2 separate regions of the Homo sapiens genome follow, and region 2 is linked to region 1. Evidence: read pairs that join two places in POLR2A ChIA-PET (ENCODE). Cell type or tissue: HepG2. All regions are shown on one strand. Each heading gives the region's core, and the rest is flanking DNA. Links, peaks and the distances in the headings are about the cores only.

Region 1 (4,394 bases), core at 215-4,214:
ATGAGCTGTCTACGACAATATTTGTAGGAGGCGCATTTGGGGAAGAGGAACTATCAAGAACAAAGTCCCTGAGGCCCGGGTGGCTGTGGAAGGAGCAGAGAGAAGGCTGATATGGGTGGGGTGAGTGAAGTGGGCTGGGGATAGATCACATAGGGTTTTGTGGTTGTTGTAAGGTTTTTTTCAAGTGACTAACTGGGCTTTTGAGTTATCAGAGAGTTTGAATATTGGTGTTTGTTTATTGTTTTGTTTTTATTTTGAAACAGAGTCTCCCTCTGTTGCCCAGGCTGGAGTGCAGTGGCGCCATCTCGGCTCACTGCAAGCTCTGCCTCCCGGGTTCACGCCATTCTCCTGCCTCAGCCTCCCGAGTAGCTGGGACTACAGGCGCCCGCCACCACGCCCGGCTAATTTTTTGTGTTTTTAGTAGAGACGGGGTTTCACCGTGTTAGCCAGGATGGCCTCGATCTCCTGACCTCGTGATCCGCCCACTTCAGCCTCCCAAAGTGCTAGGATTACAGGCGTGAGCCACCGCGCCCTGTCGAATATTGTGCATTGTTTTGAATTTTTCTCTTTGATTTTATTTTCCACAGAATTATGGCCTCGAAACTGATAACATGAAGAACTTGGTTCTGAAACTGAGAGCATCTTCCCACAATTTACAGAATTACATAAGTAGCCGACGGAAAAGTCCCGCTTACGATGGCAACACCTCCCGCAAGGCCCCCAATGAGTTCCTGACCTCGGTGGTGGAGCTCATCGGCGCCGCCAAGGCCCTGCTGGCGTGGCTGGACCGGTAAGTTGGAGATGTGCCTTTTACTGCCCTGCAAGAGTAGATAGAGTCCAAGCTGCATGGAAGCTGTACTTTGTCTTAGGAAAAGGAACCATTGTTCTTTTCATATCATTTTTACCGGCTCTTAAGGAGTCCTCGATCAGTGGTAGATTTTAGGATTCCTTTGCCAGTTAACTTAAAAGGTTAATAGCAGGAACAAATTAACCTCAGCTTAGAGAAGAGTGAAACTGTGCTAAAGGTTGTGTTTTACTGAGATTAAACATTAATGGTTGAGGATTTGATTGGTATGAAAGCTGTTAGTTGACTTCAGAAGGGATGTTAACTGTCAATTTTTGTTTTGTTTTGTTTTTAATCTATTCCTTCTCTCTTTCTATTCAGATTGCTATTTTATGTGTCACTTGAGAGAAAACAGTTAAATAAAAACTAATTTAATACAAAATTTAGCTGGGCTTGGTGGCACATGCCTGTAATCCCAGCTACTCGGGAGGCTGAGGCAGGAGAGTTGCTTGAACCTGGGAGGCGTAGATTGCAGTGAGCCAAGATCATCCCACTGCACTCCAGCCTGGGCGACAGAGTGAGACACAGTCTCAAACAAAACAAAACAAAAAGGAATTTAGAGTAGCCCATGGGGTAGCTATGCTTACCAACATCCAGTGGGATCCCCGTGGATTCTCCCTACCCCTTTTTAAGAGGATTGTTGCTACCTTCTAGGGCTCCGTTTACAGGGATCACTGATTTCTCAGTCACGAAGAACAAAATTATCCAGCTTTGCTTGGACCTGACCACTACAGTCCAGAAGGTCAGTAGTATGTCATTTTCACTTTCTTTTTTTTTTTTTTTTTTTTTTTGCTTTTCCTCTTCTTGAAAGGATTTTCATGCAGGTATGAAGTACTACTCTCCTCTCCCCACCTCAGTTTTTTTTCCATCAGAGCTGGGAAGAGATGAAAGGCTTTAAATTAGATCATTGTAAAGATGGTTTCTCTGAAAACTGACCAGTGGCCTTTGAATTAAAGATTACCTTTTTGTGTGTGTTTTAAAATAGGCGAACTAATAGTTCCTGTACTTCCCCTAAAATGTTAGAGCACTTAATTTTTTTTTTTAATGAAAATTCTGGAGTAACTAAGTTGCATGATAGTCTTTGTTCTGAGTACTTTACTATATCTGCTTCTTAATTTTCTTTTCATTTTGGCCTCTTGTTGTTGGATTTACCAGTCAGGATGGGCTAGGTTGTGGTACAGGAACAAACAACCCCCAAACCTCAAACCTTAGCAGTTTATTCCTTGATTATTTACATCCAAATGGGTCAGGGCTAGAGGGCAATCACCTCCGACTCCTCATTTCAAGATGTATACAGGACATAGGTTGACAGAATCACTAGTATGTCATGTTGCCTTTCCCCAAGGCAGAAAGGTAAAAACCATGAAGGTCCTCACACTGACTGATGTTCTGGACTGCAAGTGACACATGTCAATTTCACTCATGGCTCATTGCCCAGACCTAGGTATCTTAGTAAAGGCTCAGGAAGTTTTATATTAGCCAGTCTGTAACTGATTGAGCTTCTGTGATCTTAATTTAAAAAAAAATTTCTTCTTGGACCATCAGCTCTTAGGACTACCTTCTGTCCTGTTACTTGGCATGCAGCAGATGCTTGTAAAATATTTTTGAATTGAATTGAGGCTATGAAATGTAAGGAAGAGCTTGTTGTTTTTTCACGTCCCACTTGGTTCTAAAATTCTGTTTCCACATTTGTTTCTACTGCTGATTTGGCAAAACATAAAGAACATCCTCCCTTCTGTCCTGACCATGCCATAACAGAGATGCAATTCTGAAAAGCCGTGCTTTTTCTGGTTGTTTCTGGAATGTGAATTGTGAACTTTGTCTCTGCACGTGGCAGTTGTTTGCTCTAGTCCTGAGCAGCCATTGTTCTCAAGGCACATGGAGTTTTGAGGTCATGATCTTAGAAAGGTGCTCAGAGCAAGTAAAGTAGCTTCTGAGTTTTTGCTCTTTTTTATGGTGCATAAAGTAATTTTGACAAAAAAGAGTCTGATACCAGTTGTGATGCATTAGTCATACAGCCATGAAGGCATGGCATTTGTGGTTGAAGGCATTTCCCTGATACCTACCTTGAGTGTCCATTTTCTCCCTTGCTTCCCTCTTCCCGTAATATTTTCCTCATATTTTGATTTTGTTTTATTTTTAAGAGACAGGGTCTCACTCTGTTGCTTAGGTTGAAGTGCAGGGGTGTAATCGTGGCTCACTGCAGCCTCGACCTCCTTGCTCAAGCAATCCTTCCACTTTAGCCTCCTGGATAGCTGGGACTGCAGGTGCATGCTACCATGCCCAGCTAATTTTTCATTTTTTTGTAGAGACAGGGTCTTGCTATGTTACCCAGGCTGGTCTCAAACTCCTGGCCTCGAGTAATTCCCCTGCCTCTACCTCCCAAAGCACTGAGATTACAGGCATAAGCCACTGCACCTGGCCCTGTTTTGATTTTTAACAGAGTTTACTAGCGATCAATTAAATGAAAGAGTTAAATATTGTGATTAGCAAATGGGAAAGTTTTGCTTGTTGGTACATTTGTGTTTTATTGTGAAGGGTCCTCAACTGTGTGGCTGATTCAGGCTGTCCCCACTGCAATGTAGGGAGAGGAGAGAAAGGGATGAAAGTGAAGGCAGGGGGGGTCATGTTTGTTTCACGGGGTGAACTTCTGCCTGAGCAAGTTGATGTTGGCTTCCGAGGTATTTGGACACTTCTTTCAATACATTTTTATTTAGCACTTATTCTGTGTCTGCTGCCCTGGGATACCAGAGTGAATAAACAGATAAAAAGTCCCTGACCTTCTGGAGCATACAGTCTCTGGAGAGAAAATGGATAGATAAGCAGACTTTTATATATGAATATATGTGGTTATATTAAGGTAGAGCAATGCTAGGGAGGGAAGGCGCACAGGAAGGAGTGAGGGGAGTACAGTTTGAGATACGTGCCTAGAGCCGCCTCCTTGAGAAGGTGACACTTGAGTAATTCAGCCAGGAGAAGTCTGTGCTTGTCTGATGGGATGGGCTTATGCATCATCTCAAGTGCTACTTTTCCTGGTAATTGTAGAGAGGGGTCGATCGTTATGAACTGATGATTAAATAAAAAAATCTTCCCATAGGAGGTACATGTCCTGGTCACATCAGAAAGGTACCTGTGAGCGTCTTCATTGCGCCTGCCCAGCTTATTGGGGCCTAAGAATGCCTGGGACATGATGAATGGTGCTTTTTAAATGTGTGTTATATGAACGAAATAATGCTTTGGACAGATAGGCTGCTGAGAATTTGACTTTTATCAGAACTCAAGGGACACAAGAGGTATTAGTTTTGTTTGTTTCCGCATTCATTTTCTGTTTCTCTTTTTCCTGTGGTGCTCACTGAGGGAGGTTAGTCTAGTGGTTAAGAGCATATTCTTCAGAGAGAGGCAGCTATAGGTTCAAATCCTACCTCTACCATTAATTAGCCCTGGGGCCTTGGACGAGTCACTTATAATTTTTGAACCTCAATTTTCTCATTTACAGAATGGGAATACAAATATTTACCTTACCAGATAATTTGGTGGGATTTCTACAAGT
Region 2 (4,394 bases), core at 191-4,190, 97 kb before region 1:
CTGTCTAACCACTGAGAAGTGTATCGCCAACATCCTTAAAGGAGAGGAGATTTCCATGAGAGGAAGGGGTGGAGGCGTGGGAGATAGCGTATTCTAACTCTCAGAAGATTAATATAGGAACTTTTGTAAGGAAATCATGGGTGTATCTTTACAAATAGTTTTTAATTTTTTTATTTCTTGTTTGTTTGTTTTTTTGGGACAGAGTCTCGCTGTGTCCCCCAGGCTGGAGTGCAGTGGTACGATCTCAGCTCATTGCAACCTCTGCCTCCCAGATTCAAGCGATTCTTGTGCCTCAGCCTCCTGAGTAGCTGGGATTACAGGCATGCGCCACCACACCTGGTTAATTTTTTGTAATTCTAGTAGAGTCGGGGTTTCACCATGTTGCCTCCTGAGCTCAGGAGGCTGGTCTCAAACTCCTGAGCTCAGGTGATCCTCCTGCCTCGGCCTTCCAAAGTGCTCAGATTACAGGTGTGAGTCACCATCCCCAGCCACCAACAATTTTTAAAAGATCCATTGAAGGAAATAGCTAAAGCAAAAGTTGACTGTTGTTAAGAAAGTCACTATAACCATAGGCTGTGTAAATAAGGGTTTACTATTGTCATGATCAAATATATATATATAGATATATATACATATATATATAAATATATATGGTGTATGTGTGTGTGTGTGTGCATATCTTTCTATAGTCCTAATATTGGGCAAAGGAGCCAAGTATCAATATTCTGCTCTCAACTTAAATAGTGGAGGTATTTTCACCACTCTTCTGTTAAGACTGGAATTTCAATGCTTTCCTTCTCTATAAAAGAGGCCCATAAGAGGCTTTTCTGTATAAAACAAGCCTAATTATGTGCAAACCCAAGAGAGATTCAGTTAAATGAAAACTTTTGTGTGATAAAAATTTACTTAGCATTTATATAAAAACATCTCTTTACATATTTTTACATTTAATAAAATAAGAGTACACCAAATAAAAATGTTTTTGTTAACATCTTATCCATGTTCAACTAATAATGAGTAACGAACCATTTCTTGTCATCAGATGCTCTTTCTCTCCTCCTTTCCTAAGATCTCAAATAAATTAGTTTTACTTAATTAAAAAAAATAGATCCTATAGTATTTTTTTCCCCTTTCTGGTCCTCCATGCATTTGTTCAGTGCCTCTCTGGCTTCACGACCCACAGCTGTTACAGTCTCTTAGCTTTCCAGCATGGTCCCCGGAGAGGCAGACCTGAATGCCTGAGATGGAAAAAGTTCAGAGAAATATTTACTTCAGCTATTCCATACAGTTAGGCATTGCTCAGTTTCCCGATCCTTATGTTTAGCTGCTCCCAGGACACAAGGTTGTGTAGCCTTGGCTCTGCCCACAATAGCTTCATGCCAGCATGAACAAATCTTTGTAATCCATCTCAGCTCCTGCCCTCCTAACATGCAGAAAGACAGCTTTGAGTATCAGGTTTGCTTTCCCATGTTCTCTAACATTATGTCCATGATCTATACAAGGCTTTATTACAAAACCCTCAGCTTCTGCTTTATCTATGTTTTCTCTTCCTAACTCACAGTATCTATTTTTCTAATTATTCCCCAAAAGATGTTTTATAATTCTTGTGCAGTGCACCCACGTTTTTTGCCACCGTATAAAAGTAAATCCACTGTACCAGAATCTAGCATAAGGAAAGCTGTGGTTGGGGAAAGAATTTAGTATTTAAAAGCTGAAAACATACAAAACAAAACAAGGAACTCTTATTTCACTGATGAGCTTCTTAAATATAGGATTTGCTATTTTAAAATTCTTAGTGATTATAGCTAAATCTGTTTGGCAGAGTTTAATAACATATGATATAAGCATTCTCAGTCCTCCTTTCCTTTTTTTAACCTAAAATTTTAATGAAAATAGAAAACTTTTTGTTCTGCAATTTCACAGTGCGTTGTTAAATGGGCAAAGGCCCTAACACCTTTTTTTAACCTAAAATTTGAATGAAAATACAAAACTTTTTGTTCTGCAATTTCGCAGTGCGTTGTTAAATGGGCAAAGGCCCTAACATCTCCTTATATCACAGCTACAGTGCTTGGGCTGCCTGACCCTTGGACTATGTTGTAATGCCTTTGAAATCTGGGCTGGATTTTATTTATTTTTGTATTTCCCCCTGGCTTTTAACTTGTCATAGAATTTATTAGGAGACAAAAAACCTTTCTTATTGCTTTAGTTTTCCCCTGCTGGAAGATGATTTATAACAAGTAGTAAGGTCATTGTCTGCATATACTCCAAAAAGAAAGAAAATTTAATTTGTGCCAATTAGTTATTTCAATAACATGTAAGATTGGGAAAAATAAGAAATGTAGTATCAAGACGGTCGTTCTAGATCCCTTTGTTACTAAAAATCACACAAAGGCCCTTTTGTTTAAGTGTTTTAGTTTGCTGCTGATGTTAAAAGAACTCTTAAATCACTACGTGAGATGCAGCTATTGTGGGCAAGTATTCAACACCCGCCAACCTTTGGTCTTCTTTTAACTGCAGCAGCTCAATAAAAGGGGGAGATAGAAGACACAGAGGAGAAAAACACATACTCACTCACACACCTCCCAAACGCATTAACACGGGCTGTGGGGCCTCTGCGACAGCCTTGCAGGCTCAGCTGGGGTTTTATGGCCTTTGCTGGTCTTGCTGGGGACAGGGAACTGATGAGCGCGGGGTAAGAGGAGCACGCAGATGCAGCTCTTTGCTGTTGTTGTCAAAGAAAACAATACAGTTGAGCTCACGCATCTCTAGTGAGCAGCATAATCATCACAGGGACACACGGTCATTAAGCATCTATGTTTAACATTTCATGTAAATTGCTGTAATTAATATCACTGTAAAAAAAGAACACACACACACACATACACACAGGTTCTTGCTTTGGTGTATTTGTTACCAATCCGGAATGTTCCCTGTGAAACCTACCATTCCTTTCTGTCATTATCATCACCACCAGTACCATCTCCCCCACATCACATGATCTAACTGCATTTATTCACAGAGGATTTGGGATCCCCTTGCCTTCTGCAGCATACCCAAGCTTAAGTTCTGCCCATGAACTCCTCCCACAGTCTGCCTCCCCCATCCTCCTGCACTGCCCTGGCCACCGGAGCCCTTACACTGTGCTCTGGTCCCCAGAACTACAGAATGGAAGGCTGCTGGTTGCAGACATTCGAAGTGTTGGGCTGTGGAGCTCAATACTGTGTAGGTAAGAGGATAACAATTCAATGGTGAAAAAGGGAAGGGAAGTCAAAGTTCAGGGACGGTCCTACAGGAATAAGAGGATCTATGGAGATAAAGGGCTGGATCCCCGAATCCTTGAGTGGTGATCAGGTATGTTGAAGGAAACGAGTGAGGAAGAAAGGAGAGAGCCTGACAAAGCCCAGAATAACCCTCTGGCCCAGCTTTTCCATCCACCCACACAATGCCACTGGGCTTCTGAACTGGTTCCCTTTCAGGACATCCAGGATGCCAGGGGCATTTCTGACACCCTCTCCTGGTGCGGGGTCTGCCTCACATAAATACTCTACATGGATATAAATGTTAGGGGGTTAATAATTTGACAGTTTTGTCTGGAGCTATATAATTTACAAAAAGTGTTTTCATTTAATCCTAATAACCTGGGGTGGCAGGCAGATTATCATTCCCATCTTATAAATGAGTAAATTGAGGCTCAGAGGAGATGTGCCATGGCTTAGGTCCTGCCGACAGCCAGTGGTTAAGTCAGAACCCGACTCAGGTCAAGAAAGCAGAGACTGCCGGGGGTTGGGAAGGCGGTGAACTCAGAGATAGAAACAGGGTGGGTGGGGGAAGGAGGAGCTGCTGAAGGTGAGGAAAAGGGAAAGGGAAGACAGGAAACCCCCAAGACAAACTTGCATCCTTCTTCATTTTGTTGTGTTAGACGGTTTATCTAACCGTCTCTGTGCAGTCGGTGAAAAGCTATGCACCAAGGTAATGTGGGCTCTTTGAGTGACTACTTTTTCATCTTAGCAAGAATTACTAGCTGCGAATTTTAAAACCTGAAAAAAAAATGTATCCTATTTTTGGAAATCCTTTCCTTTGGTTTTCATTCTAGAAATTTGATGATATGATCATCAATTTCTGTTTATAAATGAATTTGAAGGGACCATGCAAATCCTTCAACTGCACGAACATCTGGCATCCAATGTTGCTTTTCTGGGAAATCTTGGAAGACTCTCTCTTGGAATAGCTGAGTTCTGTTGTTTTTATATTAACATCATCTATAAAATATTCTGCCATAAATGATTAAATATTGGACTGCTTTTCTGCTAATCTTGCTTTTTAAATTTTAAAATAAAAAAGTTCATTTTAAAATAGGATAAAAAATCTATTGTTTTCAGCTAATAAAAGATTCT

The links. ChIA-PET counts read pairs that join two places held together with the same protein. Peaks named below come from ENCODE experiments on the same cell type or tissue, not always from the same donor. Only the 100,000 strongest peaks of a DNase experiment are listed, where the experiment ranks them.
Region 2: POLR2A ChIA-PET joins it to region 1 with 5 read pairs; 3 of 35 experiments call an interaction of 5 or more read pairs at or near these places.

What each region holds. Positions count from the first base shown.
Region 1 is chr6:154,438,484-154,442,877 of GRCh38, reverse strand. It overlaps CNKSR3 (CNKSR family member 3), which reads left to right. Exons shown (of 13, transcript NM_173515.4): 3 at 588-790; 4 at 1,499-1,586. Among named protein-coding and RNA genes, the nearest start is that of CNKSR3, 70 kb to the left of the region's middle. In HepG2, for the core only: no CTCF peak of the experiment used is centred there; a DNase peak (open chromatin) is centred at 2,667.
Region 2 is chr6:154,535,850-154,540,243 of GRCh38, reverse strand. No RefSeq gene overlaps it. Among named protein-coding and RNA genes, the nearest start is that of CNKSR3, 27 kb to the right of the region's middle. In HepG2, for the core only: no CTCF peak of the experiment used is centred there; a DNase peak (open chromatin) is centred at 2,083; H3K4me3 peaks cover 948 bases.